Linked DNA regions of Homo sapiens: region 1 is linked to region 2. A link is a contact called in ENCODE Hi-C or POLR2A ChIA-PET data. All regions are on one chromosome and are shown on one strand. The core of a region is the stretch at or near the end of the contact, and the rest is flanking DNA. Distances in the headings are between cores, read along the strand shown. Region 1 has its middle 32 kb from the start of MIR4422. Region 2 overlaps USP24 (ubiquitin specific peptidase 24).

Region 1 (4,857 bases), core at 449-2,948, 120 kb before region 2:
AAAGAACATCTTTGGCCAGAGATGTTTGCCCCAGCACCTCCACTGACTAACTGTTTGACTTTTGACCTTAAACAAGTTTCTTATCATCTCTGTGTCTCAGTTTCCTCAACTGCAAAATGGAGATAAGAATTCCCACCTTATAGAGTTGCTCTGAGTATCAAATGAGACCAAAAAATGCAGAGTACTTAGAACAGAACCAGGCTTATAATAAGCAGTCAGTAATCTTGGCTATTTTTGTTAGATGGTGGTTGTGCTTGTTGGTTTATTATTATCAAGCCTGTATCACCTGCCTTGTCCTTCTATCTGACCATGATGCTATTGTCATGACTTGGATATCCCACAGACATCTCAAACACATTTTATTTAAGACGATTATCACCAAACACCACCTCCCCTCCTACCCTATCATTCCACTAACTTTTTTCTTCTATATTCTTCCTTTTGATGAATGGCTTTGCTAACCCCCTACTCTCTCAAGTCATAAGCCTAAGTAAAGATCAACCATTCTGGTTTGCTCAGGACAGAGGGGTCTCACAGGATGTATGACTTTCAGTTTTACAACTGGTAAATTTCTAAGCCAATAAGGATAAGGGCCACCCTAATTCTTAATCCTTCCCCAGCTTCCCACATCCTTTGGCCACTAACTTCCATAAGCTCAACCTTCTGAATCCATCCCTCCATTCCACTGCCACCAACAAACCTTATCCTTGAGCCTCTTGTTTCCTGCCTGTGGTTTCCTTGCATCCACTTTTGCCTCCCTGTCATGTGCCCGGCATACAGTGACCTCCCCAGAAGACACACTAAGATCCTTCAATGGCTCCCCATAGTCTCACTCTTAGTCCTAGATCCTTGCCACTACCGGCGTTCTCTTTTGTCAAAACTCCACAGATAGGCCACTGTTTATTTATAACCATTTTTATATTTTTAATAGTTTTTTTTGTTTGTTTTTTGTTTGTTTGTGTTTTTTTGAGGCAGGGTCTCACTCACTCTGTTGCCCTGGCTGGAGTGCAGTGATGCATTCTCGGCCCTCTGAAATCTCCCAGGTTCAAGCAATTCTCCTGCCTCAGCCTCCTGAGTAGGTGGGATTACAGGGGTACGCCACCACACCCGACTAATTTTGTGTTTTTATTAGAGACGGGGTTTCACCATGTTGGCCAGGCATGAGCCACCATGCCCAGCCAATAATTATAAATTATTTATAAGCACTCTTTTGCATAAAACATAGTCACATGTTTTGGTCTAGCCTAATAACACCTGTTATGTGAATGGAAAATCACTTTAAACAGACTTCCCCTTAGGATGAGTAAACTCTCTTAGTTGGCAAAATACATTAAGTGGTTGGGTTGGAATGTCTCTCCTATGTGAGGCAGGGGAGGCACTTGTGTTGGGGCCAGAGGGAGGAAAGAGAAAGAGACCAGAAAAATGGAGGAAATGGAACTGGGAGAAGGCAGAAAGCTCTGTGGCTGGGACCCCCAACCTGCAACATCTGCCCCAGCCATCTTCAGCAGCAAACTAAGCTCACAAAAGAATTGGTGCATGTGGGTTTTGTAGAACTTGGTGGAAGGGCAGAACTTTGCCTCAGAATTGACTTGGGGCAGGGAGCACAAAGCAGTGAGGTGGAGGAAGAGATCAGAGCAAGAGAGAAATTGCAAAGAGGACTTGTGACGTCACAGGCTGTGGTGTTTGGGTTCAGGTCGAGGTTAACCAGACTTCCCAGGGAGGGGGAGCCCCAGCTGGCATCTAGGTTGCATAGATGCTTTCTGAAACACATTTTCACCCCTACAAGTCCTGGTGTGGGTTCAGGTGTTGCGATCTAACCAAAGCACCAAGAGTACAGGAGGACAATGATTTGTCTTCAGGAGAAGCCAGACTTCAACAAATTGACCCTCTCTCTCTGATTCTGGCAAAAGCTTGTCATGGCTTCAGCTTTCACTTCTGTTCTCTGCCCAGGCCTCCTGCTCCTCTTGTCCTTATCAAAACATATCTATCTTGTGTATTCATCCTCAGATTTTATCACCAAGGATCCCTGTCATTTATCCTTCCCTCTCTTCTTCCTCTCTCCTATAATTTTCAAAGATTTTATTGATCAAAGTGCATTGGCTCATGGTTGATTTATTTCTCCATATTTTAGCAATCAGAAGCTTGTACAATTGTCAATACTTCTGATTTGCTTGAGATAAAATTCATGCTGAACTGATATAATTCCAGGTCAAAACAATGCAGCTTTGTGGCTTAATAGTAGCTAATGTTTATGGAAACCTTATCATGTGCTAGGTAGCAATCCATTGAGGTAGGCATTATTATTATCCCCATTTTACAAACAAGGCCACAGAAGGGCTTAGCTTCCCTTCTGTGCAACTAGGTAACAAGCTAGAATTAAAACCCAGGTAGCTGGGCATGGTGGCTCACACCTGTAATCTCAGTACTTTGGGAGGCTGAGGTGGGCAGATCACCTGAGGTCTGAAATTCGAGACCAGCCTGGCCAACATGGTGAAACCCCATATCTACTAAAAATACAAAACTTAGTCGGGCATGGTGGTGGGGGGCCCGTATCCCAGCTACTCAGGAGGCTGAGGTAGGAGAATCACTTCAACCCTGGAGGCAGAGGTTGCATTGAGCTGAGATCATGCTATTGCACTCCAGCCTGGGCAAAAGAGAAAGACTCTGTTTCAAAAAAAAAAAAAAAAAACCCAGGTAACCTGGTAACAGAGCCCAAGACCTTCTATCCTTTTGTTATATCAAACTATTGCCAAGGTGCTTAAATATGCAGTTAAAGTATATAATGTCCATCATGTTTTATGAAATATACTGAAAATTTAGAGCCCCTCTATCGCTATCCTAGTACACCCCTAAGAGCTCTCATCTTCTAAGTAAAGGAACACTATAATAAATAAACCTGGCCGGTCAGGTGCGGTGGCTCATGCTTGTAATCCCAGCACTTTGGGAGGCCAATGCTCCCAAGTGAGCTCAAGAGTGCAAGACCAGCCTGGCCAGCATGGTGAAACCCTGCCTCTACTAAAAATACAAAAAATTAGGCCAGCATGGTGGCTCATGCCTGTAGCCCCAGCTAACTGCGAGGCTGAGGCAAGAGAATCGCTTGAACCTGGGAGGCAGAGGTTGCAGTGAGCCAGGATCACACCACCGCACACCAACCTGGGTGACAGAGCAACACTTCATCTCAAATAAATAAGTAAATAAATAAATCCCTCTTTAAGATAGTAATTACTTTTTGTTTTAGTGTTTTAAAGAAGCTGGTTTTACCACTTTATTCTAGAGTTTAAAAAAAAATCTCCTTTTTTTAAACTTGATTCGGTATACTTCTTTTCTTTTTCTTTTTTTATTGACTACAATATTTAAACTGCTCTGCCCAAAAATACAACAGCAAGGAAGGAAGCTTCATCTACTAATCATTTGCATACCTCTATAAATACTTCTGATTCTTACTAGCATACAGACATCAATTTCACCTAACTTTTGAGAAGTGTATACATATTCTTTTTGGTGCTATTTTGGATCCCATCCTTTTTATTAAGTGTAGCTTCAGATGTTCTCTACCGATGTAATTCATGCATTTGTCTTTTGATGCTTGCCATCTTGTGTTAATGTGTGGGAGCTTGCCATTCCACCTTCCAATTTGAGGTCATAGGGCTGGGTGATGAACATTACAGAGCTATAAATATTTCTGGTTTTTGTTTTGTTTTGACAAATGACCTTCTTTTCTTTTCAAATTATTTGCTTAGGATATTTTCCCAAAAGTGGGACTGCCAGGCCTGACAACAGAAGGGCTTAATGAAGCAAACACAGACATTGGAGTGAGGCCTGACTTCACCACTTACTGTCGGGTGGCTTTAAACATTTGCTTAATCTCTTCGTAAACCTCATAAAGCAAATGATAATAGTATCATTCCCATAAGGTAGTTACAAGGATTAACAATAAAATAAAAGACATGAAACCATAATAGGCCGTCACTAAATGGAGGCAGCTGTTGTTACTATTACTAATTTAAGGCCTTTTATTTTTTCTGTAAGTTGCCATCTTACTTTCCAGAAAGCTTGCACAATAAAAAGATGCTGCTCAGCTTACATCCAGATAAACCCATCCTAAGTTGAAAATATCCTAAACTGAAATGGATTTAATACACCCCACATACCAAACATCATAGCTTAGCCTGGCCTACCTTAAACATGCTCAGAACACTTACATTACCCTATAGTTAGGCAAACTCATCAAACACGAAGCCTATTTTATAATAAATGTTAAATACTGTTTGCAGGTGGGTATTTTATAGACATGATAAGATGTGAAAACACAATATTCAAAAAACGTTGGCAACACCATATGCAGTAAAGTATTGTTTTACCCCTGTGATTCCATGGCTGACTGGGAGCTGTGGCTCACTTCTGCTGCCCGGCATTGCAAGAGAGTACCCTACCTCGTATCACTAGCCCAGGAAAAGATCAAAATCCAATATCTGAAGTATGGTTTCTACCAGACGCATGTGGCTTTCACACCATCATAAAGTCAAAAAATCGTAACTTGAACCATTGTAAGTTGAGGCCCATCTGTGTAGCTTAATTATTAATTAAGACTTAATGCCTAGGCACTGTGGCTCATGCCTGTAACCCCAGCACTTTGGGAGGCTAAGGCGGGCGGATCACCTGAGGTTGAGAGTTCGAGACCAGCCTGGCCAACATGGCGAAACCCCATCTTTACTAAAAATACAAAAATTAGCCGGGCATGGTGGCAGGCATCTGTAATCCCAGCTACTCAGGAGGATAAGGCAGGAGAATCACTCGAACCCAGGAAGCGGAGATTGCAGTGAACCGAGATCATGCCACTGCACTCCAGCCTGGGCA
Region 2 (4,954 bases), core at 776-3,275:
TTGCTACACAAGATTAGAAGTGAGTAGCAAATTTTATTTAACATCTCTTTGAGGTAAATGCTTTTTTTCTTTCATAATTTTATATTTTTAGATAATTTATAATGTTGATGTTTGTGGCTGGATCCTATTGAAGAATTTATCAACAGTACCATATTGTGGCATAGGGAACAGATGTTTGCCCAGTATATAAGTGTACTCTATAGGAAATCTTTCTCCCTCTCACCACCTGTCTTCCCCACTCCATCCACCTTCCTCCCCTTTTGGAGTATAGGAACTATCTTCAGAAAATAGGTCACCTATACATTCCATATTTGTAATAGAATCTTTTTCTTTTTTTTCTTTTCCTGTTCAGGTATTTTATATAAGCACTGCTTCTTTTTTTGTTTTTCTTCATGTTTCACCTAGTTATACCATAAATGTTATTAAAGGCCACAGCAAGACAGTTAGTAGTAGGTGGTATTGGTTGTCTTTGTCCATTAGAAGCCTGCTGTGTAATGCTAGCTCACATGTATCTCTTTTATTTCCAGCATGACGGTTAAAGCCTTAAACATTCATATTCAGTTGATATGCTTAAGTTTTACATCTAAGCAAAAATGTTCCAAAAGCATAAAATGCTACTGCCTCCCAATTCCAATAAGTTAAGCTTTCTGGTGATAAATATGTGCTAGAATATGTACGGTATTTCCCTAATTGTGACTTCTATCCAAATATGTCATTATAAAAAAAATTCAAGTATTCGAATACCCCTTATGAGGTCCCATGTAAGTGTTAACATATATAGGGCACTAGTTCTCAGCTGGGGCTTATTTTGCCTCTGGGGGTCATTTGGTAATATCTGGAGGCATTTTTGGTTGTCCAACTAGAAGCATCCTACTGGTCCCTAAGTAGGTAGAGGCCAGGGATCCTGTTAAACATCCTACAGTGAATGCCCAGGACAGCCCTCTGCAACAGCAAATTATCCTGTCCAGAATGTCACTAGAGTCCAGGTTGAGAAACCCTGATAGAGAATGACTGTTTGGTATTTTTTAGGCAGCCAGTTCAGCACTTGGTGGCCCCACTCTAACACATGCTGTGACCAGAGCAACAAAAATGCTTACAGCAACTGCCATGCCAACTGTAGCAACCTCAGTTCAGTCTCCTTATAGGTAAGTGATCAGAAGTGAAAAATACACAACACACATATGTCAGTTTTTTAAAATGATTGGTGTTTTTTATGTAGGTTTCTCAGTTATTGATTTCCTCATTTTATATCATAATTTTTGCAAGCTGTCATAATCCTGAGAATTACATGTTCCCCATCATACATCCCTGAATCTGTGCCTCTTTGGAAGTTCTGTGTGTAGGTCATCACCAGGACCACCCGAGTACTTCCCTGTCCCTATCCTTCTACCTGGTGGACAGGTCTTCTTGTTTTAGTTTTTATTTGATTCATTTTACTTTTATTCTATGTAGTATGAATAACTTACTGTTTAGAATGCAATACACATACATTGTATGAAAACTACTTTTTTTCAAGTTAAAAATATTTACTTAGATATAGCTTTTCTCCTTGAATAGTCAAACTCAGGGCATTAATAGGGTAAGCAGAATGAAGTAGAAGATGATTAATTAAAAGTATGCATTATGCTTGCATATGATTAGTGACTATAATCATAGTCACTAAAATATTATTCAAATAATAAAAGTATTTTTCAAAATAATTTTTAGTGAGAACTTTATCCCCAAATGTTTGTGTGAAAACTTTAAACTGACATTGTCTCAATCACATTGCTGTTTTTTGAGTTTTCAGATATTGATGAAATCTTGAGTTTAGTGTCTGCTGTAGTTCTCTGATAACAGATTTCACTAAACTCAGATTTCATGAATAGGAGATATAGGAGAAACCATGCATAATTTGGAACATTAGATGGAAGTAACTAAAATACTTTTGTGGGTTTTTTATGAGCCTCTGCTGGTAAGCAACACCACGTCATTATTTCCCAGAAAACTGGCGAGTGCTCTGAGAAGGACTTGCTCTCCCTACCTCACTCTGCTGCTGCCCTCTAGTGATGGGTACTCATAGAGTCTTTCTCTACTCTAGAATGGCTATTCTTATTCACAACGGGATATTCCTTTGCTTGTTAAAGCCTTCCTTTAAAAAGGGGAATCAAAGCAATGAGTCCTTTCTTCCATTCTTCTTTTTTAAAATGAGTTGAGTATTGTGTCACTGTACTTTGTTAATATGAAGGAAGCCAATAAACTCAGCTTTCTCAGACTTCTTTTTTAAATGGCAGAAGTAATGATAGATTCAACTCATGATAAGAACACTAACATGACTTTCACATTCCCACATTCTTGGAAGTATTTCTCAAATAGACTTTCATTTAAAATGTGTATTAAGAATTCCCAATTATGTGTTTGTAATATGTAGCCATCTCTATGACTCAGTTCCTTAATGGTTCATTTATCTGATAAATTCGAATGTAAGTATATTTATGTGCTATTGGGTTAGGATGTCCAAACTCCTACTTCTTTAAATGAGTATGCTTTTTGTTTTTTTCTCTTTACTAAGTGCTTTTTATTCGGAATCATTTCATATTTGGTGGACTACAGAGAAAACCACATAATAATTTTAAAATATTATAAACTCTAAATAGGGTTAATAAGAATATATAGCTTCAAAGTCGAATTTGAACCAGAACATTGTAGTTTATCTCATTTCACTAGTTTGGAAAGAACTTTTCAGTATCCATAATTGTTCCAACTTGGGGTGGGGGGGGTTTCTGTCATCTGTACAGTATTTCATAATACTGTCTGTGATTTAATTCATTATTGAGGCATAATTAAAAAATAGTTCACTCACTTATTATGGACTTAGATATTTTCTAAAAATTTTTCGTCTGAATTTCAAGTTCTAGTTCTTGCCCATAGACTGGAATAATTTAGAACTCTGTTAAGTATATTTAATAGAACTGCTAAAATGTGTTTAACCAGCTGTTTTTAGAGTGAAATTTTTGGTACTGCTAATCAGCATACCAGACCAATTGTTAAAAAATGGTAGTACCTCTTTTCAGTTTTAGAAATATACCTCTTTGAAATATCTAGACTCTCTGGAATAGAAAATGTTTAAATTAAGGGGACTTGGATTTTCATTTCTTAATGTTAATACATGTAATGTTCTTTTTAGTAAAGTATGGGGCTATGACTATATAAGCTGATGAATATTGCAGTCTGATTATTTCAAATGATAAGTAAGATTCCATAAGTCTTCAACCAAAAGAGACCTCAGATCTCATTTTTAGATAGCAACTTTTGTTTGTGTCGTACTTACTGATTTGCATTTGTCTTCTAATTCTCAGGCAGTTCAGAACTTTGTCAGATTTCATGTGTTCACAGAATTGTATATCATATTTTAGTTATAAGATAAAGTCAGACTCACTCATTTCATTCTTGATAAATTAATGGACAGATAGGCCTAGAAACCCAGGTCCTCCATTTATGGAATAACTGTTTAAAGAAATGAAAAGAAGAAAGAAAAGGAAAGGAAACATGGGGAGGTATAGGCTTCTCCCTTATTCCATCTGTATGCTACAGCTGTGAGCTTGTAGAACCACCTCCCCATTGGGTAAAAGGGAAGTTTAATCTTTGCAAATTTCAGTCTTTGACCAGTGAGTGCTAACTGTTATTGTGGTTTTGGTGAAACAGACTAGAACTGAGCTCAGATCATCACACTTCAAATACATTTTAATACTTTTTTTTTTTAATCTATAGATCTACTAAACTTGTAATAATTGAGAGATTGCTGCTTCTGGCAGAGCGCTATGTGATCACTATAGAGGTAAGCCACTTCCTTTTTTTAAGATGTATGTTGCTTAGGCTGGACTCAAGCGATCTTCCCACCTCAGCCTTTCTAGCAGCTGGGAGTTTAGCACACACCACCACACCCAGTTAGCCTCTCTTTTCTTAAAAAAGCATCTTCATTCATCATATATACATAGATATGTATTTTTGATGTGTTTATCAGTGGTGCTGTCCATCTGACTTGACTTATTCGTTTTTTAAGGATTTTTACTCTGTTCCACGAACTATTCTACCTCATGGTGCCTCATTTCATGGACATCTTTTAACCCTTAATGTTACCTATGAGTCTACCAAAGATACCTTCACTGTCGAGGTAGGTTTACATTAAGAACTACAGCCATTTTCATGTTGTCTTATTATTTTCATAAAGCAGTCTTGATTGAGTTAGCTGCATGAATAATCATTCTAAAGGTAGTTTGGTAAACAAATGTAGAATAAAGACCTGAAATGAAACTGTGGGGTACAAGCAGATATATAAATAAATATTATATAATGTCAAGCGGTGGTTAAGTATTGTAAAGAACAAATAAGAGTAAAGCAGGATACATTGGTGAGGAGGGTGATAAGATGGGAATGCACAAAATATTTTAGGTAAAGATGGACAGGGAAGGTCTCTCTGAGGTGGTGACATTTGAGCACAAACTTGAGTAAAGTGACAGGGTAAATGACGTTTGCTTGGGAGAACATTCCAGGCAAATGGAAGAACAGGTACAAAGGCAAGCAAGGTGGCTGGTGTGAGGGGAGCACAGTGAGAAAGGGAAAGAGTGGACAACGCTGCAGTGGAAGAAGGGCTTGAGGTCTCATTCCACGCTTGATGGGGAGGAGGTGGAGTGTAGAATGGAACATAATTATAGCAGAAGGGAAGCCTCACGAGGGCAGGGGTTCTTGTCTTTATGTTCTCTGCTGTGTTCCCAGCTTCTAGAACAGTGCCCAGTACCTAGTAGATGTTCACTCACAGTTGTTTAAATGAATAAATAAATGAATTCTCTCACAACGTGTTTAATTTTATTTTACAGGCTCACAGTAATGAAACCATAGGGAGTGTCCGGTGGAAAATAGCCAAGCAGTTGTGCTCTCCTGTGGATAATATACAGATATTTACAAATGATAGCCT

What was found. Hi-C counts contacts between places; a loop is a spot of excess contacts on that map. ChIA-PET counts read pairs that join two places held with the same protein, here RNA polymerase II (POLR2A). Pooled maps may share reads with other maps.
Region 1: a pooled map shows a loop between it and region 2 (6-fold over the local background). The contact joins two enhancer-like sites. A Hi-C loop is called at or near these places in 1 of 168 maps with a recorded cell type or tissue (heart right ventricle), 8 of 37 single-sample maps with no recorded cell type and 7 of 50 pooled maps. POLR2A ChIA-PET finds 5 or more read pairs at or near these places in 4 of 52 experiments (CD4-positive, alpha-beta T cell, HepG2, OCI-LY7 and 1 more).

The regions. Positions count from the first base shown.
Region 1 is chr1:55,255,017-55,259,873 of GRCh38, reverse strand. No RefSeq gene overlaps it. Among named protein-coding and RNA genes, the nearest start is that of MIR4422, 32 kb to the right of the region's middle. Within about 2 kb of position 1,698, at least 4 of the 41 ENCODE cell types and tissues checked have a DNase peak (open chromatin) inside an H3K27ac peak, as active enhancers do.
Region 2 is chr1:55,137,807-55,142,760 of GRCh38, reverse strand. It overlaps USP24 (ubiquitin specific peptidase 24), which reads left to right. Exons shown (of 68, transcript NM_015306.3): 23 at 1-19; 24 at 1,030-1,145; 25 at 3,751-3,817; 26 at 4,043-4,153; 27 at 4,857-4,954. Among named protein-coding and RNA genes, the nearest start is that of USP24, 75 kb to the left of the region's middle. Within about 2 kb of position 2,025, at least 4 of the 41 ENCODE cell types and tissues checked have a DNase peak (open chromatin) inside an H3K27ac peak, as active enhancers do.